Linked DNA regions of Homo sapiens: all the other regions are linked to region 1. The links are chromatin loops, found by intact Hi-C in ENCODE. Cell type or tissue: endothelial cell of umbilical vein. All regions are shown on one strand.

The links. A loop is a pair of places that touch in the nucleus more often than their neighbours do. Peaks named below come from ENCODE experiments on the same cell type or tissue, not always from the same donor. Only the 100,000 strongest peaks of a DNase experiment are listed, where the experiment ranks them.
Region 2: a loop joins it to region 1, with 4 times the contacts of the local background. A loop is called at or near these places in 2 of 110 quality-filtered maps.
Region 3: it touches region 1 in a loop (3-fold over the local background); 21 of 110 quality-filtered maps call a loop at or near these places.

Annotation. Positions count from the first base shown.
Region 1 is chr3:57,945,949-57,953,948 of GRCh38, reverse strand. No RefSeq gene overlaps it. Among named protein-coding and RNA genes, the nearest start is that of FLNB, 58 kb to the left of the region's middle. In endothelial cell of umbilical vein, a CTCF peak has its summit at 4,000; DNase peaks (open chromatin) are centred at 1,548, 2,318 and 3,948; H3K27ac peaks cover 3,401 bases.
Region 2 is chr3:58,045,177-58,053,176 of GRCh38, reverse strand. All of the region lies in intron 1 of FLNB (filamin B), which reads right to left. Among named protein-coding and RNA genes, the nearest start is that of FLNB, 41 kb to the right of the region's middle. RefSeq lists enhancers at 541-835, 3,288-4,487. In endothelial cell of umbilical vein, no CTCF peak of the experiment used is centred here; DNase peaks (open chromatin) are centred at 686, 3,766 and 4,656; H3K27ac peaks cover 7,263 bases.
Region 3 is chr3:58,172,967-58,180,966 of GRCh38, reverse strand. LOC124909485 reads right to left here. Exons shown (of 6, transcript XM_047449435.1): 3 at 7,317-7,428; 4 at 3,121-3,259; 5 at 2,960-3,040; 6 at 1-1,474. The coding sequence ends at 465. Among named protein-coding and RNA genes, the nearest start is that of FLNB-AS1, 6.3 kb to the right of the region's middle. RefSeq lists an enhancer at 2,274-2,323. In endothelial cell of umbilical vein, CTCF peaks have their summits at 3,098 (motif pointing left) and 6,957 (motif pointing right); DNase peaks (open chromatin) are centred at 3,076, 5,296, 6,686, 7,356 and 2 weaker places; H3K4me3 peaks cover 422 bases; H3K27ac peaks cover 1,128 bases.

The sequences.
Region 1 (8,000 bases):
ACACGGTGAAACCCCGTGGAGACTTCATCAAAACAAAACAAAACAAAACAAAAAACAAAAAGAAGCCTTGTTCTCTTCCAGGCCTGAAAAGGGGAAGACTCAAAGTCAGGGAGGGTGTGTCTGAAAAGGGGCCTAGAGAGTCCGGGCCTGACCCCTCCTGGTTCAACGCAGAGCACTCTCAGATGCACTTAGGGTCAGGCTTGGGCAGGGAATGGCTGCAGCGGTCCCACCAGCCTCTACCTTTATTCTACAGACAATAATGTCAAAAGCAGCTGCAGCAGCAGCAACAGTCACCACTCAGGGCCTGGCCTGGCCTGGCCAGGCCATGTGCGGTCCACCTGAGAATGGAGAAGTCTGGACGCAGATGACAGGAGCCCCTCGCTTCCCAAAGATCAACGTGCAAGGCACTTCCTAAGTGCTGACAGTCTTGCTCCACCCAGCAGGGATGTGGAAGGCCAGACCTGGTGTCTGCTTAGGCCTCTAACCTCAGGGAGGCCTTCTGTTTCTCACCAAGCCAGCTCTAGTTCTAGCTGGAAAGGCTGTTGTTCCCAACTTTTGTTTCTGGGCCTCTAACTGCCCTGTCAAGCTTACCCTGGGTTATGAGTGTTCATAAAGGAAACTGCCACCTGCGTCAACTCAAAAGTGACTGAGAAATTACCTTCCAAACTAGACCCAGGATGAGGAGCTAGGAAAGAGCTCATTCACAAAAGCAGGGCAAGTTGGGAAGTGGGGACAGGAAGCAGGGCTGGCCTCTGCCTACAAGTCACCTGGGCATGTGACCATCAGAGAGGCTTCCTTTATCCTAATCAGGAACTGCCCTTGCCCTGTTTTCTGGGGACTGGAAATTTTCCAGCGTGTCCATCAGGAACAGCCTATCTCACCAAAAAAGCGGCAAAGCTGTGTCTGCAGGTGAGAGTGATTCGGATAATCATCATCATCGTCAGCAGGAAACATTTATTCAGAGCTTCCCATATGCTGCTCTAAGCACTCTCTGATAGGCTGTGTACCATTATCACCCCCATTTCACAGATGAGGTAACTGAGGCCCAGAGAGGTGAAGAAATGTCAGGAGTCACACACAGTGGCGGACAGAATTGGGAACTGAATCCTGGAAGTTGATTCCAAGGTCTCTCTTTATACCCTACATGGTACTGACTTCGGAGGTGGAGATGCCCTGTCTTTCACTGAGCCTTCACTGGCTGACACTGAATCCCAGAATGCTGGGGACAGATCAAAGCTGACATCAACGTTGCCTGTTGCTCTGTTCTTTCCAGCACCCCAAATGCCCCTATCAAGCCAGGGGTCTGTGGTGCTGAGTAATGAGAAATGAGTTTGGTAATGTAGGTGTTAAAAGTTGAGTTGTGTCCCCAGCAAAAAGATATGTTTAAGTCCTAATTCCCCAGTACCTGAGAATGTGACTTTATTTGGAAATAGAGACTTTGCAGATGTAATCAAGTTAAAATGAGGTCATACTAGATTAAGATGGCTCTAAATCCAATCACTGGTGTCCTTATAAGGAGAGAGTTGGAGCCTACAGATACACAAGGAAGATGGCCATGTGACCACAGAGGCGGAGACTGGAGTGATGCTGCTGCAGGCCAAGAATGCCGAGGACTGCCCGCAACCATCAGGAGCTGGGGGAGAGGCATGGACAGATTCCCTCCAGTGCCTCTCAGAGGAGCCAGCCTTTCCGACACCTTGATTTTGGACTTCTGTCCTCATGAACTGCAGAAGAATGGATTTCTGCTGTTCTAAGCCACTTAGTTGGCGGTAATTTCTTATGGCAGCCCTAGCAAACTAAAAGAGCCACTTTTTCAAATCATCTCTTAAACCAGCTTTGTCCTTTTGTTGGTTTCCTTGTTAATGAATTAAATCAATCTTTGACATGTGGTCACTCTATACTTGTATGAGACCCCTTCTGAAAATTATACTTTGCTGTAGCGCAGACCCAGAGCTACTATTTCAGTTTACTCTGCCAATTTGCTGGCAAGCAACGTCCTCCACCAGCCATGCATCTGTCCTAGGCACTGGGAAAATCCAGGCTGAGCCCCCAGCTCCCCCTGGATGGTGGTCCAACCAGAGCTTGGCAGGAGCAAAGAGCTTTCGCAGCTTGGGCTGTTTTTAGCAGCTGGAGGGGCAGAGGCAGCCTGGCAACAGAAAGCTGAGAGGTGGAGGGCAAGGGGAAGTGTGACCTTTTCAAACCTAGCCACATTCGAGGAGTGGAGCAGAGAAAATACTCGTAAATCCATATCTGACATGCTGGGTGCTGAGGCTCAGTGACATGAAGCAGGCGGCCAAACAGCCCACTGAGGACAGTGAGGTCATCTTGAGGCTGAGTCACTCAGATTGGCAGAGCAGTGTGTGCATGGAGGAAGTCAGTTTCCTTTGCACCAGACAGAGCGGGATTCGCAGGGTGGGCCTCAGAGCCCGGGCCTCAGCCCTTTTGCCCTTTGATTCCCCAGGCTTCTGGGAGGAGGCTTAGGTTCCAACCTGGCTCCTTTCTCAGGACAGCTTTAGAACTGAGGCATGTGGTGAGAAGAGGGGAGCGGGGGCTCAGCAGCTGAGTTTGAACCTCCTCTCCTTCACTTACTGAACTGCATGATCAGGAACACCAATCTGACCTTCAGTTTCCTTCCTTGCAAAATTACTCCTTTTCCATAAGTGGTAATTTTATTTGGGCTTATCATTCTCATGAGGCCTCCATGGGGTCAGGGATGAGAAAGCACAGGGTCTAGCAAGAAACTGGCACATAAACATTAAAAAAAAATTTCCTCATCTTCAAATGTGACTCCCTTGGCTTTTTTGAGGAAATCATTCTGAGCAGGAGAGTGGAATGCAAAAGCAATTTAAATAATTTTTTTCCAAAAGTGGAAAATATCTTTTTTTTTTTTCCTCTGTCTCACTCTGTTCACCACAATACAATCTCCACCTCCAGGTTCAAGCGATTCTCCTGCCTCAGCCTCCTGAGTAGCTGGGATTACAGGTGCCCACCACCACAACCAGCTAATTTTTGTATTTTTAGTAGAGACGAAGTTTCACCATGTTGGCCAGGCTGGTCTCGAATTCCTGACCTCAGGTGATCCACCCGCCTCAGCCTCCCAAAGTGCTGGGATTACAGGCGTGAGCCACTATGCTCAGCTGAAAATATCTTTTAATTTAAAAAGTTACTTCATTCTGTCAATTCGAAGACGCACATTTTTTTCACATTTCAACATCTCAAAAATGCAGATGTGTCTAATAGATGACACATTGTAGCAGTTTGCTTTCAGGGGAGTACAGAAAATAATTGTCTTTCAATCAATGGCATCTTAGACTCAGGAAATGTGGTCTAAAAGGGATATATGTTCATTGTGTAAAGTTTTTCTAATTATTATTATTATTTTATTTTTGAGACAAGGTCTCCCTCTGTTGCCCAGGCTGGAGTGTAGTGGCCTGATCACAGGTCACTGAAATCTCAACTTCCCCAGCTCAAGCAATCCTCTCGCCTCAGCCTCCTGAGTAGCTGGGGCCACAGGTGCACATCACCATGCCCAGTTAATTAAAAAAAATTTTTTTTTTGTAGAGACGAGGCCTGTGTTGTCCAGGCAGATCTTAAACTCCTGAGCTCAACTGATCCTCCTGCCTCAGCCTCCCAAAGTGGGGATTACAGGCGTGAGCCACGGCACCCAGCACCGTATAAAGTTTAGACACACAGAAGTATACATAATAAAGACTCCCTGAGTTCAGCTCTCCAGAGAATACCACCACCCTAGAGAAAGTCCACTTTGTGTGCAAGAGCATGCTTCTGTTTTTGTTCTAATTGCCCAGAAACTCTCCTCAGACCAGTCACCCACACCTTCTCCTATTTCTGAGAGCCAAATTAATGCTCAACTAAGGATAGCAACACATTATAAATTAGGATTTCATGATTAGTCACTTTCCCCACCCCCAGCCCACGTGGCTGGCACCTTTCCTCACTGCCCAGGCCTGTCTGGAGTGGCAGTGCAGTGCCCTGTGCTGACCAGAAGGTGTGGGGCTGAGGAAGTCAATGATTCAAGCCTTTACAAAAGTGTACGTGCAGTGCAGTTTGTAGTTTTATTATTTGCAGGTGACAAAAATCAGGGTGGTGTGGGGCCTGAAGGGTTTGGAAAGCTGGAAAGTACTGGGAAATTAGAAAGGTATGTCTTGCTCAAGAACTGGTTTTGTTTCTTGTTTTTGAGATGGGCTCACTCTGTCACCCAGGCTGGGGTGCAGTGGTTCGATCACTGCTCACTGCAGCCTGAGATTCCCGGGCTTAAGTGATCCTCTTGCCTCTCAGCCTCCAGAGAAGCTGGGACTATAGGCGTGCACCACCATGCCTGGCTAAGTTTTTTATTTTTTGTAGAGGTTTCACTATCTTGCCCAGGCTGGTCTCCAACTCCTGGCCTCCCACCTTGGCCTCACAAAGTGCTGGGATTACAGGCGTAAGCTACCACACCCAGCCTCAAGGACAGTTTTTTTTTTTTTTTTTTAAACCATCATACAATTTAGTAGAACCACCAGCAGCACCATGCTCAGCTCTATGCCAACTTAACCAAACCAGGAAGAAGGCGTTCACTTGGCCCACAGGAGGTCAAGGGCTGTGTGAGCTTGTGCCGACTCTGCTGAACAGGTACTAGCTATCAGGAGCAAAGCGTTGTGAAGGATTCTGAGATCCACGTCTTTCCAAGAAGACAGGGTCAATGACTTGTCCAAGTTCATTTGACTACCAATCGGTGGAACCAATCTGGAATGCAGTAGTCTATTGTCAAGCAAATCCAGGGCTCTTTCCACCATGCCATGTGGTGGCCTTCCGAGGGCCACCCTCTCCTCACCCCCATCAGCAACATTAAAAACTCTTCTTTGCCCTGAGTCTACCTCTGTGGCTTCATGTGGATCGCAACTTCAGCAGGAGACTGAGATGAGGGGGAAGGGGAAGGAGGCGTGGAAACCCCAGCCTGAGGGACCTCTGGCTATGAATGAGGCTTCTGTCTGCCTGCGCTGTGCGTCTGGAATTTTGTATGAAAGCAATGAACTGGAAGGAGGTGAAAGCACGTTCGCAAAAGCAAGGCCACCACAGGCCCTCTCCCTTGCTTATAAAAGACTTGCTTTGTTTCAGGCAAAGCAAAGGAGAAGCTAGGGATATGCTGAGGTTTGGTGGCGCTCAGGTGTTTGAGGTTAACGTGCCAATGACTAGGAGGAGGTGGCCATCAGAAAAATCAGGAGCCCAACCCGAACCTGAGGTTTCGGACTCCTAATCATCTTCACAGCCATGCTCATATTTGTGTAATGCTTTATAGTGTGCGGAATGCTTTCTCAGACATTTTCTCAACAGAGGGAGAGCTTAGGGAGGGATGAAGAGCGCCGATTCATGCAGCCTTCTATCTGGCTGTCTGGGTGACTGTGGTGTGCCAGGCACTGTGGATGCTGTGCTTTGTTCATCACTGTCCCCATCCTTAGGAGTCTGACGGATGGGTAGAAGTCCTGGCCTCCCTGCCTGCCAGCTTCAGGACCTTGCACAAGTTAATCAATCGTTGTAGCAGCTGCAAAAGGGAGAATGACAGTGGCTGCCTAGCAGGGTGGCTGTGAGGATTAAAGGAGCTCTGGGGGTGAGGGGCCTGGCTTATGACAAGGCCTTAATCGATGGTGGCTATTAGCCGTCATGGCCAGTGAGATGCGAACAGTAAGGCTGGGCACAATACGGTCTAGCCTGGAAGCATCTGGGTATGCCTGGATGTCATTCCCACCTAGAAAAACGGTATGGTGGTGGGCAGCAAGGGGTTACGGGGAGTTGCTGCATCGTGTCAGGCAGGCTGTGGACTCCTGGTGGGAGGGGCCCACAGGGCTGGGGAATGCTGGTTAATAGAGTCCAAGGAACTGTGCGGCTTTCCACTTTAACCACAATATACAAGTACTGAGATCGAATGAGGGTCAAATTGTATCATTCCTCTCCTCCATCCCTCCCCTAGGTCCCCATCTCACTCAGAGGAATAGCTACAATCCTCAGAATGACCTACAAGGTCCTACACAATTGGGTCCCCACTACCTCCCTGACCTCTGCTCCTCCGGTTCTCTTTCTTCCTCTCTTTGCTGGCCACAAGGGCCTCCTTGACCATCCTCAAATATGCCAAGCACGCTGTGGTCTCGGGGCCCTTGCACATGCTGTTCCCACTGCCAGATATGTTCTTCCCCCAGATATTTATTTTATAGTTCCCTCATTTCCTTCAGACTTCTCAAACGCCATCTTTTCAAAGAGGTCTTCTTTGACTACTTTATATAAAATAGCAACCCGCTGATGGTGGTCCCTATCCACCACACATGCTGAATCTCCCCCCACCAGAGCACTTATTAACCTATGACATATTTAATTAATTAATTTATTTTGAGATGGAGTCTTGCTCTGTCACCCAGGCTGGAGTACTGTGGTGCAGTCTTGGCTCACTGCAACCTCTGCCTCCCAGGTTCAAGTGATTTTCCTGACTCAGCCTCCCGAGTAGCTGGGACTACAGGCATGCACCACGCCTGGCTAATTTTTGTATTTTTAGCAGAGATGGGGTTTTGCCATGTTGTCCAGGCTGGTCTTGAACTCTTGACCTCAAGTGATCCACCCACCTCGGCCTTCCAAAGTGCTGGGATTACACGTGTGAGCCACTGTGCCCGGCCCTGTGACATATTTTATAACATATACAAGCATGTTATCTGTCTCTTTCTCCACTAGAAATGTAAGTTCCATAAGGGCAAGGATTTTGTTTGTTTAAGTGTTAGGACTTAGCACTATGTTTGGCATGCAACGGGTGCTCAAAAAATATTATTGAATGAATCAATTACTGTTGAGAGAAAACAGCAGGCTGCTATACAGTGGTATGGCGGGAGTCCTTTTTCATCACCTAGAACTAATATTTGTTTGAGATTGCTTCATGTAAGCATTGACTAAACCCTTTACATGCATTAGCTTATTTAAGCAGGTACTATTATTATTATTATTTTTAGATGGAGTCTCGCTCTGTTGCTTAGGTTGGAGTGCGATGGCATAATCTCAGCTCACTGCAACCTCCACCTCCCGGGTTCAAGCGATTTTCCTGTCTCAGCCTCCTGAGTAGCTGGATTACAGGCTCCTGCCACCACGCCCGGCTAATTTTTGTATTTTTATTAGAGACGGCGTTTCACCATGTTGGTCAGCCTGGTCTTGAACTCTTGACCTCGTGATCCACCCACCTCAGCCTGCCAAAGTGCTGATATTACAGGCATGAGCCAACGCACCCAGCCCAGGTACTATTATTATCTCATATTTATTTATTTATTTATTTATTTATTTTAGAGGGAGTCTTACTCTGTTGCCCAGGCTGGAGTGCAATGGCGCAATCTCGGATCACTGCAACCTCTGCCTCCTGGGTTCAAGTGATTCTCCTGCCTCAGCCTCCAGGGTGGCTGGGAATATAGGCACCCACCACCACGCCTGGCTAATTTTTGCATTTTTAGTAGAGATGGGGTTTCACCATGTTAGCCAGGATGGTCTCGATCTCCTGACTTCATGATACGCCCGCCTCGGCCTCCCAAAGTCCTGGGATTACAGGCATGAGCCACCACACTCAGCCTATTTTTTATTTTTTAACACAGAGTCTCACTCTGTTGCCTAGGCTGGAGTGGAGTGGTGCAATCTTGGCTCACTGTAACCTCTGCTTCCTGGGTTCAAGCGATTCTCCTGCCTCAGCCTTCTGAGTAGCTGGGATGACAGGTGCCTGCCACCACGCCTGGCTTTTTTTTTCTTTTTACTTTTTAAATTTTTTTGAGCCAGAGTCTTGCTCTGTCACCCAGGCTGGAGTGCAGTGGCGCGATCTCGATACACTGCAAGCTCCGCCTCCTGGGTTCAAGTGATTCTCCTGCCTCAGCCTCTCGAGTAGCTGGGATTATAGGCATGCACCATGTCCGGCTAATTTTTGTATTTTTAGTAAAGACGAGATTTCACCATGTTGGCCAGGCTGGTCTTGAACTCCTGACTTCAGG
Region 2 (8,000 bases), 99 kb before region 1:
GTAGACACAGATGGGAAGTCTAAAGTTCAAATGGACATCAGATCTACAGCAGAGAGGTTAGACTACCTGGGTTAACATTCCATTCTGCCACTGAATGATCTCACCCTCTCAAAAACTCCATTTTCCTCATCTGTAAAATGGGCTGACAATGTCTATACCTTGCAGGAATGGTACACACTAAGTACAGTACTGAGAGGCATAAATAGCAGTTGCCTAGCAGAAAAAAATACCCCCATGTACACACAAAATGGAGGAGGCACACAAACTAGACTTGGCACAGGCAGAAGTGTAGAAATGCGAGGGTGACCATGGGGTTTCAGTGCTATAGCTGCTTTAAATCCGGACAGGGCAGGGCATGCCCTTTACACAAAGCTGTGCTCCCTAACGTCCTCTGAGCATACTGTCCATATCATTAGTACTGCTCCTATGCTGTGCCCAGCACTGAAGTCACTTGGGGCAGGTCAGTTCACACACCTCGGCCATCAGCCAGCCCGCAAGCTGTGTGCTGCCACCCTGACTGCTCAGATGACAACCTGCCATCCACACCGATGTCATGACCACGGCACACTAAAGTCTGGAAGCTGCAATTTTTGCAGCTTCTGGGGCTTCTCTAAACAGATAAGACTGAAGTCAGTCTGGTTTTTCTGACCAAAGGCCCTGTTTCCCCTCTTACTCAGCTGTCTTACTCACCGGGCTGGGTGCCACATGACTCAGCCATTGTTAACAATCAAATCCATCCACAGAGAGAAGACCTCAGAGGGGACTCAACAGTGGGCTGGGTCCATCTTAAAGCTGGATCCAAGAGTAGTTTTGGACCCTGTCAGTCCTGTTGGAAGAAGTTCCTAATCTGAAGAAATTCTTGTCCCCTCATATGGTGGTACTAATCTACATGGAGTGATTTTTCCTGATTAATTTTTCCTAATTATAAAATGCCCCACTACAATCAATCCGAATTGTATTCCAAGTGTGGATATAATAAAGCGAGTCGAGGCTGGGCACAGTGGCTCACACCCATAATCCCAGCACTTTGGTAGGCCGAGGTGGGCGGATCACCTGAGGTCAGGAGTTCAAGACCAGCCTGGCCAACAATGGTGAAACCCTGTCTCTAGTAAAAACACAAAAACTAGCAGGGTGTGGCGGCGCGTGCCTGGAGTCCCAGCCACTCAGGAGGCTGAGGCACGAGAATCACTTGAACCCAGGAGGCAGAGGTTGCAGTGAGCCGAGATCGTGCCATTACACTCCAGCCTGGGTGACAAGAGTGAAACTGTATCTCTAAATAAATAAAATAAAGCGAGTCTCTCCCCTGACCGCATCCATCCAGCCCAACTCTCCAACAGGTCAGGGTTGCTCTGTGCTAATGCCGGGGATATGACCTTGGTCCTATCTCAAGCATGGCTCTTCCAACTTCTCAAGCCTTAACACTTCTCCGTTACTCACAAAAATCACTTCAGTCTCAACCCTGGCTACACATCAAAAAGCTTAAAAAAAAAACCCAAAAAAACTGCCCTCCCCAAAACAAAACAAAATCAGCATCTCTTGGGGAGTGGGGCTGGAGTATCAGCAATTTAAAAGCTTTCCAGCTGGGTCTACCTTCGGAATCACTGTGTGCAACTAGACCTCACAGGAATCACATCACAGCAAAATCACTACTCAAGACGACGACCCTTTATCCACATGCAGATGGACACGTAGCAGACCAGAAAAAGTATACAAAGAAAGGGAAAGGAGAGCAAGTACTGTACATGCTTGCAGAACCGGAGGTGCCCAAGGCTATTGCGCAAAGCCTCCTTCAGTGCAGACATGCGGGCCACTTGTCTCAAGGCAACAAAACCACATTCTAACAAAGAAAGGGATGATTCGGCCAGTCCCTTGGAATAAATATGCTGCAATGGTGAACAGTGAACTGGAAGAGGCATGCGTCTCCCTTTTTCTTCTGTAAAAGAGAATAGCCACTAATAGTGAAATCTTACACAAGGAAGCAGAAGGGTGTTAGAGAAGTGAGAGGCAAGCCCATCACTCACTGGAGAGGACCTGCCCTTGATTCCTGGGACAACTCCATGGCATATCCATTTTACAGTGGGGTCAGAGAGACTCAGGGGGTCCCAAGTGACGAATGGCCAGGCTGGGACAAAGCATATTCAAAAGCAAAAGTGTGATCAGGTCCAACTCTTTTGATGGCACAGATTTCCTCTAAAATGCCACTTGCCCAGGCAATATCAGCTACCCACGGAGTGAGTTACCTGAGCATCCCAACAGCAGCGCTTCACCCGCAATAGGAACAAATATTACCCCATTTCACAGAGCCAAAACAAATGCTGGGAGAGGCCTATTTGCCCAGAAGCACATGCCAGTGAGCAGAAGGGCCCCAGAGGAAGCTGTGGAAGGGGGCACAGAGGACCTGTCTCAGCCACCCCATTTCAGGAGCTACCCAGTGCACCAATCTGGAGACTTAGGGTCTTCCAAATTCTAATCTGACATTGAATGTCAGGTGGGATGGAGGCCAGGGTTTCAGAATCAAGCTCAGTGCCTCCCATCTGCTCACCCATGAGTCCTCACTGGTATAGTGTGCAGGTAATCAGTACTTCAGCTGGGCAGAACTGCCTTGGGTAATTGCTTAAGGGGAACCTCCAACAGGCCCAGAGAAATCTGAACCACAAAATCCAGTCCATGATTGAAACTGCCCACCCAGCCCTGGAACCCCTGTTTTTTCCAGAACATTTTACGGGAGACTTCAAATAAAATTAAATGGCTGTAGTTACCATACTCAGTCCTTGATTTCATTCAGGTCCCCACTTCTGGTCTGAGAGCCCACTCCTGCACAGCAAATTACCCTTTAAAAATGAAAAAGAGACCAGGCATGGTGGCTCACGCCTGTAATCCCAGCACTTTGGGAGGCCGAGGCGGGTGGATAACGAGGTCAAGAGCTCAAGACCGTCCTGGCCAACATGGTGAAACCCCGTCTGTACTAAAAATACAAAAATTAGCTGGGTGTGGTGGCACGTGGCTGTAGTCCCAGCTACTCCAGAGGCTGAGGCAGGAGAATTGTTAGAACCCGGGAGGCAGAGGTTGCGGTGAGCCAAGATCATGCCACTGCACTCCAGCCTGTCAACAGAGCGAGACTCTGTCTCAAAAAAAAAGAAAAAAAAAAAAAAAAAGGCATTTTCTATTTCTTCCAATGAACAAGGTAAAAGGAAGTTTTGTGAGTGTCTAAATCCAGAAGACCCTCCTCTGCCCCCATCCACGGGGTCCTCCCACAGTAGTGGGTGAGATCAGAGGGGCAGCTAGGGGTAGATGCCCACAGATTACACGTTTTCTCACACTACCCTGAGCAGTCTAATGAACAGTTTCCACATCAGCCACCCCTCCTCCCCAATTTAAGGGGAGCTGCACAACAGTCCTGACACCCCCTTTGCAGCTCCTGGAGTGTTCCCCGAGAGCAAGCCAATTTTTCCAGGGCATTGGGCCAACAGTGTAATCACAGGCCGTGGTGGAAGTTTCTGGTAGTTCATCAGAACTCAGAAACCTGGCTGGGGGCTGCACACAGGCAAGAGGCTCCATCAGGCTTCCTGTCACAATAAATTCCTCCACACCCTACCTGTGAAACTCCATTCCCATTTATTACCAAAACTGGAGCCCTGACTTTCAAGCTTTTTCCTGAGGCCTGAAAGCTGGCCCTTCCAGCTGATGACATCACTGACAAGCTTCTGACAATGGCTCCCTGGAGCCTAAACCTCTGCTAATACCTAGCAAGGGCACATTCTTCATGGGTGAGGTCATATTCAGCTAATTACTCATCTAACCCCCACCCCAGTGCCCAAGGCCACAGCACGGAGATACCACTACACTTTGCTCCTCCTCCAAGGCCCTTCTCGCAGCTGCAAACACCACCAGGCAGCAAACACAAATGGTGGCCATCCCCGAGAAGGCGGTGGGACGTGGGCTTGGAAGATCGTACAAATAAAAATACAAGATATCAGTTACATATTAATTTAGATAAACATCAAATCGTTTAGCATAGGTATGTCCTACGCAACGACTTGTAACTTGTGAGAGCTGTCTGCCACACTTGGAACATACTTATACTAAAAAGTTATTCATTGTCTATCTGAAATTCAAATTTAACTGTATTTTCTCTGGCAATACACAGTGAAACACAGTGGTGGGAACACAGGTGAGTCTCCAGCCCTTCATTTGGCCTATAGGATTTCCTAAACCATTATACAGGACAACAAATGCTCTACCAAAAACATACACAGAGTGAAATGTACTGAGAAGCTGTAAAAGCCAATGTTTAAAATACAAATGAGAGTTACCAGTCACTAGTTACATTTTAAAAATAAAAATTAACACACATACAAACAATTAACTGCTGATTATGTAAGAGCCATGTGTTACCAGCAGGGTATTATAACTGTAAGATGCTATTATTTTTCCCAAAACAGTTCACCAATGAGTGAAAACTGCTGGGGAACAGGATATTCATGTAGTCTCAAAGATTACTTACCAATTACAATCACAGGTTACCTAATCATTATACTAGGAGAAAGGTATTGTTTCAACAGAGAGCAGGCGGACACCACTTGAAGCAGGTGACCACACTTAGCACCACGAAGTAACAGGACAAACTGAGATTGTGAGCCTGTGCTGTGAGGCAGTGGGAAGTACCTATGACCTCAGGAAGTGCCCTAGCCAAAAATATTCAACTTGAATTTAATCACAAGGAAACAGACAGACCTAGAATGTGGAACATTCTACAGCCGAAGACCAGCTGCACTGGCATCACCGGGATGCTGGCTGGAAATGCAGATTCCCAGGCTCCACCCTGTTCTCCAGAATCAGAATGTGCATTTTACCAAGACCCTCCCAAGCACACTTGAGAAACACCAGTTCTACAAGACAACGGGCCTGATTTCTTCAAAAATGACACGGTCACGAAAGACAAAAAAATGTGTAAAAGGCAGGGGGGCTGTTCTTGATTAAAGGAAAAGTTGAGGTATGTGACTTTGAAACCAAATTCAATTGAGTAATCGTTAATTGGTTCCTGGATCCCAAAAAATGCCATTTTTTTTTAAACTGTCATAAAGGACACTTGGGAGCATTTTGGGAAGTTTTACACAAGATGTTATTACTGTATCGGTGCTAACCTCTTGGGTATGCAGTGACGCTGTGGTTAGAAGAATGTCCTGGGAATGCAGAGACACTGTGGTTAGGAGAATGTCCTTTTTCTTAGAGATGCTTGTTGGAGTATGTGGGGGTGAAGGGTCATGATACGAGCTGAGTACTTTCAAATGATTCAATAAAAAACACGCATGTGGCCAGGCATGGTGGCTCACTCCTGTAATCCTAGCACTTTGGGAGGCTGAGGCAGGAGGATCACTTGAGGTCAATAGTTCACGACCAGCTTGGCCAACCCCATCTCTACTAAAAATACAAAAATTAGCTGGGCATGGTGGCCCGTGCCTGTAATCCCAGCTACTCAGGAGACTAAGGCAGGAGAATCGCTTGAACCCAGGAGGCAGAGGATGCAGTAAGCCAAGATCATGCCACTGCACTACAGCCTGGGCGACAGAGCCAGACTCTGTCTCAAAAATAAATTAAAAAAAAAAAAAGTGTGTGATATGCATCTTTAGAGCAAGTGATAGAGCAAGCAAATATGGCAAAACATTAACAATTGGAGGCTCTGGGGAAGGTTATATAAGAGTTGGCTATAATCTTCTTTCATACTATCTATAAGAGTGAGGGTTTCCAGACCAGCCTGGACAACATAGTGAGATCCCATCTCTAAAATAAATAAATAAATAGGGTTGATTGAGGGTTTCCAATAAATTTGGGAGTGGGAAGGAAACATTATTGCTAAAATGAAAACTGTTAAAATAAGTCAAACATCTAGAAAATAAATATAAGAAAAAAGTTCATTACAACTCTGGGTCCTGAGCATCTATATTAATTAACATGCACTAATTTTCTTGGCAATAAAAGAAAACACACTTTCTTCCAGAAACCAATTTTTCTCTTTGGTGTCAAAACATTTAAGAAAAGCAGCAACCACTTAGGTACAGGGAGTTTGAGAAAGTTTGTCTTTTAATCTCCAAATGTAGAAGTTGGCTTTCCAGGAAAAAACACACCAGGCAAAGTAAAAATAAATCTGAAAACTTTAAAGCTTTATTTGAAAATTCAAATCCTACACATTCCAACACTTGGCCGTAAAAAAGAATAAAGTACAGACATAACATGGCTGAACCTTGAAAACATTCTGCTAAGTGAAAGAAGTCAGTAACACCAGAACACGTGTATGATTTTACCATATGAAATGTTCTGAATGGACAGATCCATAGAGACAGAGTAGATTAGTGGTTTATTGGGCCTGGTTGGGGAAGGGAAAGGGAGAGTGACTGCTAATGGATACAGGGGTTCTTCTGAGGCAATAAAAATATTCTAAAATTGGCCAGGCACAGTGGCTCACACCTGTAATCCCAACACTTTGGGAGGCCAAGGCAGGCGGAGTTTGAGACCAGCCTGACCAAAATGGTGAAACCCCATGTCTACTAAAAATACAAAAATTAGTTGGGTGTGGTGGCATGCACCTATAATCCCAGCTACTCGGAAGGCTGAGGAAGGAGAATCGCTTGAACCTGGGAGATGGAGGTTGCAGTGAGCCAAGACTGCACCACTGCACTCCAGCCTGGGCAAGAGTAAGACTCCGTCTCCAAAAAAAAAAAAACAATTCTAAAATTATAGTGATGATAGTTGCATAATTCTGTGAATATACTAAAAATTGCATACTTTAAAAGGGTGAATTTTATGGTGTGTGAGTTATATCTCAGTAAAGCTGGTTTTGGGGGGATTTTTTTAAAGAAAGAAAATTCCTATAAATTCCTCTAGCCTGCAAGCTCTTATTCTTCCTAGCAGAAGGCAGTATTGTAGTTACAAGTAGGACTAAGACAAGCCAAATCCCTTGGTCCCTGTGACCTGGAACCAAGGAGGCCCAGGTTCTAGCCCAGCCCAGCTACCACAACTCACTGTGTTACCTTGATCAGGGCCTGTCCCTCTCTGAGATTCTGATTAACAGAATATCTTCCAATCTGTAAACCTGGCTGGACCAGAAGGCATCTTGAGGTTCTCCAAGGTATTCTATTAGAACCAACTCAAGTCTTTTTTTTTTTTTTTTTTTTTTTTTGGAGACGGAGTCTCGCTCTGTAGCCCAGGCTGTAGTGCAGTGGTATGATCTTGCTCACTGCAACCTCCACCTCCTGGGTTCAAGGGATTATCCTGCCTCAGCCTCCCAAGAAGCTAAGACTACAGGCGTACACTACCACGCCCGGCTAATTTTTATATTTTTAGTAGAAACAGGGTTTCACCATGTTGGCCGGGCTGGTCTTGAACTCCTGACTTCAAGTGATGCACCCGCCTCAGCCTCCCAGAGTGCTGGGATTACAGGCATGAGCAACCATTCCTGGTCCAACTCAAGTCTTTTACCTCTATTTTACACAGCACAGTTATTGAACTTTCGTGAGCTTAAGAGAATCATAAAATTTCATTTGGTTCATCCAAGATCAAGTTTCAGGTTCACAAAATTGAGTTACTTCCTTTAAATCGGGGGTGTCCAATCTCTTGGCTTCCCTGGGCCACACTGGAAGAAGAAGAATTGTCTTGGCCACATAAGATACACTAACACTAATGATAGCTGATGAGCTTTAAAAAACAAATGCGAAAGGATCTCATAATGTTTTAAGAAAGTTTACGAATTTGTGTTGGGGCGCATTCAGAGCTGTCCTGGGCTGCCTACAGCCTGCAGTCTGTGGGTTGGACAGGCTTGCTTTAGATGGTCTTGGGACTCTCAAACTCATACTCAGCATTGCAACTCAGTTCAGAAGACAAACATGTGAAGGGAACGTCATTTTCAAACTGATCATGGTGAGGATTTTTATGAAACTGTCCCAACAAACTTTTAGGATTCCATTTATGCAAGTAATACTATGATTCCCCAACTCCACCCCCAA
Region 3 (8,000 bases), 230 kb before region 1:
ACCAGCCCCAGGCTGGGAGCTGGGAGGGCATGAATAAAGTTAACTAAGAAGTCTTGGAACCCAAAGGGCTCCCCAGGCCAGATGGATATATAAGGAATGGTGATTCCGTGTGCCCAGTGCTTCTGTGGACTCAAAAACCTGCAGAAGCATGAAGGTGGGCTCAACTAATCTGCTTGGAGGCATCTCAGAAGACTTCCCAGAGGAGGTGATGTGTGAAATTTCATCAGGGTGGGGCAGCAGGAGGAGCATCCCAAGTGGAGAGACCAGAGCATGAAAAGGCCTGGAAGTGTGAAGGTGCCTAAGCACATCCCCAAGGTCTATGTGCTCAGAGGAAGGTGATCCAGGTCCATGAGCCGGGGTGAGGGGTGGTGAAGGATGAGGCTGGGGAGGGAGGCCAGGCCTGCCTGCCAGAGGCCTGGAATGGCAAGATGGTGGTGGCCCTTACCCACGTGCCAGCTGTACTCCTAGGATGACATGACTGGGTACTGGAACTTCTCCTCGGGCTTCAGCCGATGCCGTGCCTGGAGGTCCAGGGCGTGGCCTTGGCCATCGTGGGAGATGCCTGGGAAGAGCAGCTGCAGGATTCTTGGGGAGACCTGCCTCATTTCTAAACTCTCCGGCCTGGTCTGACCTGCTGGCCCCTGAGTTGCTTTTCTGGCCTTCCAGACTCTGTCTCCCTTGGGTGGGGAGTCCTGGACACCCACTCCCTTGGACAGCTGGTTCTGGGCCCCCTTGGTCTCTGGCCATCCAACCTGTACCTCCTTGCTATCACGGGAGCTGGTGGCAGGCACTGGGCCCGCTACCAAGGCTGACCTGGATGGGGCCTGCTGGAGCTGCTTCCTGGGCACGGTCCCCTCCCTTAGGTACTTGTGGCCATCGTTGATCTTCCAGGCAACTTGGGTGGTGGCCTCCTTTTGGATGCATTCCTTCCAGCAGGCCTGGTTCTGGGAGGTCCACAGCTCCCCAGGGGCAGGGAGAGGTGGAGGAGGGAAGAATGGCTCTTCCCACAGCTCTGCGGCCTGTGTTTGGGCTCCCAGAGCCTCATCTCCAAGGATACATGCAGCCGATGAGGGCTGGGTTGCCAAGGCCCTGAAAGAGAGGAGAGGCTGGGCTGCCCTGGGGGACTTGGGGGGTCCCACAGGCAGAAGAACAGACCAGGCTGGAAAAGGGTGCAGAGCCTGGCCACAACCCACCCAAGGTGCCTGTCCTTCCCCCGAGGGACGGGCCCAGGCCTTTACCTTCACACCCACAGGGCTCTGGGGTGGCGCACGGGGTGCTGCAGCCTCTATTCCATTCAGCAAACTCTGATGCACACCTACTATGTGCCAGGCACCCAATGGGGGTCCAAAAAGAGGCCCAGTCTTCCCCGGCCTCAGGGAGCGCTGGACACGCAGCTGAGGAGGTTTCCAGGGCAACTCTAGGGTCCAGCTCCTCAGATACGCAGCTCTGTCCCTTGCTAGCGGAGTGGCCTCATCTGTACAGGAGGGTGAGAGTGGGAACTACCCTTAGTATTGGGAGAATGACACTAGACCAGCATATAAAACACTTGGACAGTGTCTGGCTGGGAGGAAGTGCTCCCTCAACATCAGCTGCAGTTTCACAAGCACCCGTGAGGTGCCAGGTGCTAAGCTGTGCTCTGTGTGCCTTAAACCATCCTCCCCATTAGTAGGCTTTCATGTCCTCCTTTCCAAGTGGGGCAATGGAGGCTTGGAAACCATGTGACTGCCCCAGGGCACTGAGGCTGGTGTGCCCGCTGGTGTGTACCTACTCCATGCCAGGCCCCGGGCTGGGGACTTTACTGTTACATCACTTAATCCTCACAGTGATTTGCAAACAGGCCGTCTTGCGTCACTCTCGCAAATGAGTAAACTGAGGAATCTCTGGGTTTAACCCCAAAACCCACGTCCTTGTGTTACAGACACAAAATTCTCCCAGGAAGTGGGATGGGCACTTGAGAGAGGCGCAGGCAGGGCGGGGCAGGGGAGGACCCACCTGACGCCTCGGCGGTACCACAAAGTCAGCCACCTGGATCCTCACACCTTCTGCCTCCCTGACCAGGGAGAAGGAGGCTGCCCACAGGGCCCTGGGGCCGCTTGCCTTCCACTTTTCATTCAACAAACGTCATTAGCTTCTGACCCTGTGCCAGGCACCAAGCCAGGCTCAAAATGTAGATGAGGAAAGACAGAGCCCAGGTACTTCCTGCTCTCAGGGTTTCACCCTCTAGAAGGGGAGGCAGACGCTTAGCCAGGTTGCAGTGAGTGGGTCAGGGAAGGCTTCCTGGAAGAGGTGCCGTTTGACTGAGACCTGAACTGTGAACATGAGTTAGCCAGGGGCAAAGCACAGGGGAAGAGTGTTGCAGCCTGGGACCCCCCAGTTAGAAAGGCAAGAAAGGCCACGGATGTATAGACTGCCCTCTGGGCCTCAGTCTTTCCACGTGTGAAATGGACTGTGAGGGGTTTGGGAAATTTGGGGAAGAAACTCAGGTTAAGTGGAATAGCTGGGTCTGAGATGCCTCCCCGGGGCACGCACAGTAGTGACTGATGAACCTTTCGCCTGCAGGCTGCCTGAGCAGGAGCTAAGCACCAGTTAGTCATTCTCTCCTGGCGGAGGGCCTACTGTGTGTCCCGGGCTGCAAGTGAACAACAGGACAAAACGCCCTGGCCTCGCGGAGCTGATCCTGCCCTGCCCTGTAACTCGGGTGTCTCCGCGGGCCGAGCCTGGCACACAGTAGGTGCCCGGGAAATGTGCTCAAGTAAATTATGCCTAGGCGCACTTCACATTGGCTCTGTTACTGGGGACAGTGGGGGTGAGGGGTGAAGGGAGGAAGTCAGGAGTTTCGGGGCTTGGGGGCGGCAGGACCCTGGAGTCAATCGGTTGCGGGGCGGAGTCTGCTGCTAGAACTCCAGACAGCCTCTCTGCCCCACCCCCGAAGCTTCTGCGCTGGAGCCCCCGGACTTACCAGCGCAGAAGAAGAGAGGTGGGTGGGTCCCCCTCCTCCTGGTCTGGGAGAGCCCGCGCCTTCCCCACCGCAGGGACTCCGCTCGCGGACGTATTTCGCGTGTCCAAGGCGACCCCTAGCGGTCACTGCGGCCACGACAACCCAGGCAGTCGTCCTCTCACCCCCGAGGCCCACAACTTCCCCGAGAGGGGAGCGGAGCTGGGACGGTGCAGAGAGGCGCTCCCAAAGGGCCGCCTTCCGCGGGCCCAAGGAGGCCAACGGCCCGCTAGGAGAGCCTCCTCTGGCTTCTGTTTTCTGTGTCTGGAGCCGTGCACAACTTCACGGCCCCGTTCCTAGACAGGTTTACCGAGTTTTAACACAGCCTTGACCATTAATGACTACCTGTGTGACCTTGGGGAAGTCACCAAACCTTTTTTTTTTTTTTTTTCTTTTTAGTCTTGCTCTGTCGCCCAGGCTGGAGTGCAATGGCGCGATCTCGGCTCACTGCAACTTCTGCCTGCCGGGTTCAAGCGATTCTCCTGTCTCAGCCTACCAAGTAGCTGGGACTACAGGCGCCCATCATCACGCCCGGCTAATTTTTGTACTTTTAGTAGAGGTGGTGTTTCACCATGTTGGGCAGGCTGGTCTTGAACTCCTGACCTCAAGTGATCCACCTGCCTCTGCCTCCCAAAATGCTGAGATTACAGGCGTGAGACACCGCGCCCGGCCAGTCACTAAACCTTTCTGAGCCTTGACAAACTCTCCTTTAAAAAATGTGATAGTAAGTCTCAGTGCATAGCGTTAGTGTTACTTACGATGATAATTTTCTTACTCTTAGTTTATTAACTTATTTAAGCTCCATCCATCTAACAATCCCTGGGATGGCGCAGTGTGGGAGCAGCCCTCAGGTCTGTCACTGGCCTAGGCCTATGCAAAGGGAAAATGGTGAAGCTCTGAAACCAGGGGACAAGAACAGGCTGGCATGTGGGCTGGAGCCCTCCTAGGTGCATGTGACTCACCCCTTTCTCCTCCCACCTTTCTGGCCACTCCCTGAGGCCACCAACATCCCACCTCAGACAGAGTTCTGTGGTTGGCCCACCCCACCCCACCCACTCCTACTGATACTGCCTAACCCTAATGCCCAGACCAAGACTCTGTCTGCCACACCACACTGCTTTCCTAGGACTCAGAACTTAATGTCTTAGTTCCTTTACACCAATAATAGTAATTTCACGAACACTTATCATGTACTGGACTCTGTGAAATGCCTTTTTTTTTTTTTTTTTTTGAGACAGTCTCGCTCTGTCACCCAGGCTGGAGTACAGTGGCGTGATCTTGGCTCACCACAACCTCCACCTCCTGGGTTCAAGCAACCCTTCTGCCTCAGCCTCCCCACTGGGATTACAGGCACATGCCATCACATCTGGCTAATTTTTGTATTTTTAGTAGAAACGGGGTTTTACCATGTTGGCCAGGCTGGTCTTGAACTCCTGACCTCAAGTGATCCACCCATCTTGGCCTCCCAAAGTGCTGGGATTGCAGGAGTGAGCCACCATGCCTGGCCTGAAATGCTCTTTACGTATATTTTGTCAGTGAGTTCTCAGAACACTCTATGGGGTGGGTCCTGTTACCCCATTTCATTGGAAAGAAAACTGAGGCACAGTTTTCTGTGAAGGATCAGTGACCTGCCTGCCAGAGGTCATGGCAGGGCCAGGATTTGAATCCCCAGCCCAACCTTAGAGCCACCACGCTTAATGGCTTCTCCATAAGCCTCCCTTTCCCTAGCTGGGGTGCCCCTTCCAGTCTGCCTTGGGGAGCCGAATCTCTGCAACACTCAGGCAGTCCCTCTCTCAACAGCTTTGGGTTGAGGAAAGTTTGCCCAGGCCAGTTGCGGGGTGGATGTGCTGAGCGGGAGGGAGGCAGGGGGAGATGCCTTTCTGGAGTTCATCTGATTTTAGAATGGAAGTTTCCCATTATTTCCGTATTTTACAGATGAGAGCAGTGAGGCACAGAGAAGGTGACCGCCTGAGGTATCTCGGTTGGTAAGCAGCAGCGCTGGGCTTGGAATCCGGTTTGAACCTGCAGCATGTGACCCGCTGTTCTCTGAATGCTGCTGCTACACGAGGTTATTCTGCTGCTATGGAGCAGGCTGCTTGTAGCTGGGCCTGAAGCTGGCATTTCCAGGACTTGGTGCTTCTGCTGAGGTTTTCTCCTCCTCTGAATACACCCTGCCGGGGTTCAGCACCAGCTTTGCCCTAAGCACGTCCACTTCCTAGAAAGGGAGGGCAGCCCCCGACAGGGAGAGGTGTTTTGGTATCTTGGCAAGGCAGTCAGGGCAGAGGGAGAAACATGGGCAACAAAAGGCTTGCAGATTCTTTCATCTTTGTACTTTGTCCCGGGGAGATAAGCGAGTCCAAAATACAAAACACCCTTGGATATGTGGATCCGTGCCACAAGTCAGGCTCGTAGATTCTCCATTTCCTGCCTGCTCTTGAGAGCTCTTGAGGAAGAGAGAAAAAGGGTGTGAGGGCTGTGGAGTAGGTCTCCCTAAATTCCATGCCCATGAGCCGGTCCCCGTGGGCCTGGGGGCTCAGACAAAAGCCTTATCACGAAGCAGAGAAGGATCTCTTTGTTTAGAAAGATTCCTCCCACCATGCGTTAGGCAGCATCCTTAGGACAAAGCCAGAAAAATAAACTGAATCCAGGCTTGCCTGAGCCCTTACTGCCCCCAATGTGACATTTTTACTTCCTCAAATTATGATTTACTACTGTGAAAGGGAAAAAATACCTGCATAAGATACTAATTTCTGGGAGTTTTCATTCGTGAAATATACAGATTATACAGCCTCTTCCCCCTCCAAGTTAATGGAGATTTGGAAAGACTCCATCTCTTTCCTTGACTCTACTTCCATAGGGCTGAGAACTGAGGCTAATGCGCACTTCAGTTAACAGCAACACTCCCCATTTTTAATATAAACTTGGCGGGTTGACAAGGATCAAGCACTCATTTTGCCTTTAACCTTTATTCTACTATTTGTTTTATTTTTTTTTAGATGGAATCTCACTCTGTTGCCTAGGCCAGATGGAGTGCAGTAGCACGATCTCAGCTCACTGCAGCTTCTGCCTCCCGGGTTCAAGCAACTCTCCTGCTTCAGCCTCCTGAGTAGTGAGATTACAGGCTGCACCACAACGCCCAGCTAATTTTTCTATCTTTAGTAGAGAGGGGGTTTCACCATGTTGGCCAGGCTGGTCTGGAACTGTTGACCTTAGGTGATCCGCCTGCCTCGGCCTCCCAAAGTGCTGGGATTACAGATATGAGCCACCGCATCCGGCCTATTCTGCTAGCCTATTCTGCTAATTTTTAAGTCTGTGCAACTTTCAAGGGAAATTAAATCCCGATATGCCCTACTCATTTTACACCAAAGTCATCAAAATGTGGCTTTCAACGCCCCTTTGAAGTCCTAAAACTAGACTTGGTCAAGAGGCCCAAGTGTTTTAAGTGCATCGGAAACAAAGAAACATGTTAATAAAATGTTTCCTTCTTGGCAGCATCCTGGTGAGTGCCTCCCTGGGTTGCAAAGGGAAATGTGATGAGGAAGAGGTGGGCTTGTGTGCTTTGAAGTGGGCAGGGCCTGGGAATCTCTACAGGGCAGTGCAGCTGCTGTCCGCTTCACCTCCATCGGCCCTGTCCATTCCTGGTAGGAAAGAGGCAAAGTCAGTAGTGAAAGGTGGAAAGAAAACACAAAAGTCGGAAAGGACCTGGCACCAGGCCTGTCCGGGGTCAAGTTTCAAAGTTTTCAAGGTATTTGCACAAACAGCTGGTTTCCATAGCAGCCAAGCCCAGGTGCAGGTAAGGGTTGCCCTGTGGTCCTAGCCATTGACTGATAAAGAGGTGCATCCCACCCTGGGATGTCTTTGATGTAACAGGAGGCAGTGGCTTCTAGTGGGGAAATTTACCCCAGGGTAACATCACCATCGCTCCCATGCAGGGGACAACCAAGTGTAGCCCCAGATGCCAACAAGCAGCCAGGGGGCGGCCTTCTGCCAGGAACATCACTTCCAGCAGGTGTTGGTCACAGACAGCAGTGGCTGAGACTCTGGCAGGGAATTGTTCCTTACAGCTCCCTGTGGGCTCTTATTTGATCCTCACGACCACCCAGAGAGGTGAGGCAAGGCGACTTCCCCAGGGCCACACAGCTAATGAACGGCAGAGCCAGCGTTGAAGCTCTGGGGTGCCTGACACCAAAGCCCATGCTGTTAATTTACAAATGCTGCCTCCCCCAACAGAAAGCCGCCAGGCTTCACAGTGGAGAGACCAATGGCTGCGCCCTGTGCTCCTCTGTGGGCAAACTAGCATGATACTGTGGCCCGGCCAGACCCCACCGGGCAGAGCCTGAATGGACTCTTTGGCAAGTGGGGGAACTGCCCGCCACTGCAGAATCCCGAAGCCCACGGACCTTCTCAGATAGGAGTCCAGGAAGCAGTGCTTCCTGGTGCAGGCCACAGATAAGGCTGCTCCCTCCGGGAGGAGAGGACCTTTCCTCCACTCTCTTCCTCCCTCCTCTCAGAGGCAAACAATTGATCCCAATTGACAGCCAGGTGTCAGAAGAATCCAGTCTCCCTTCCCTGCTTTTCTCTCCACCCCCAACCCCCATCTGGAGGGCTGGGGGCCCAGCCGTGATTTCCCATCACCGTGGCACCTGCCGGGGCCTATCTGGGGACTCCTGTTTCCACAGCGGTATCACCAGGGGGTAGAGCTAGCACCCTGGGGTCAAGAAGGCAGGGGCCTAGGGTCTTCCCCCAAGTGAGCTTTGCATCTGCAAACATGTCATTGCAGCACCTGAGGTGGTAGTGCCATCTGTAAAGCGGTATCACTGCTGTGGGGTGGGGAGGAGGCGGAGACAGAGGAGGAGGAGGTGGGGGCGGAGGAGGGGTGCTAGGTACCTCGTAAGCATTCAGCAATCAAAAGCTCTTCTAGAAAAAGGAGAAACAGGCCAGTCGCAGTGGTTGACGCCTGTAATACAGCACTTTGGAAGACCAAGGCAGGGCGGATCACTTGAGG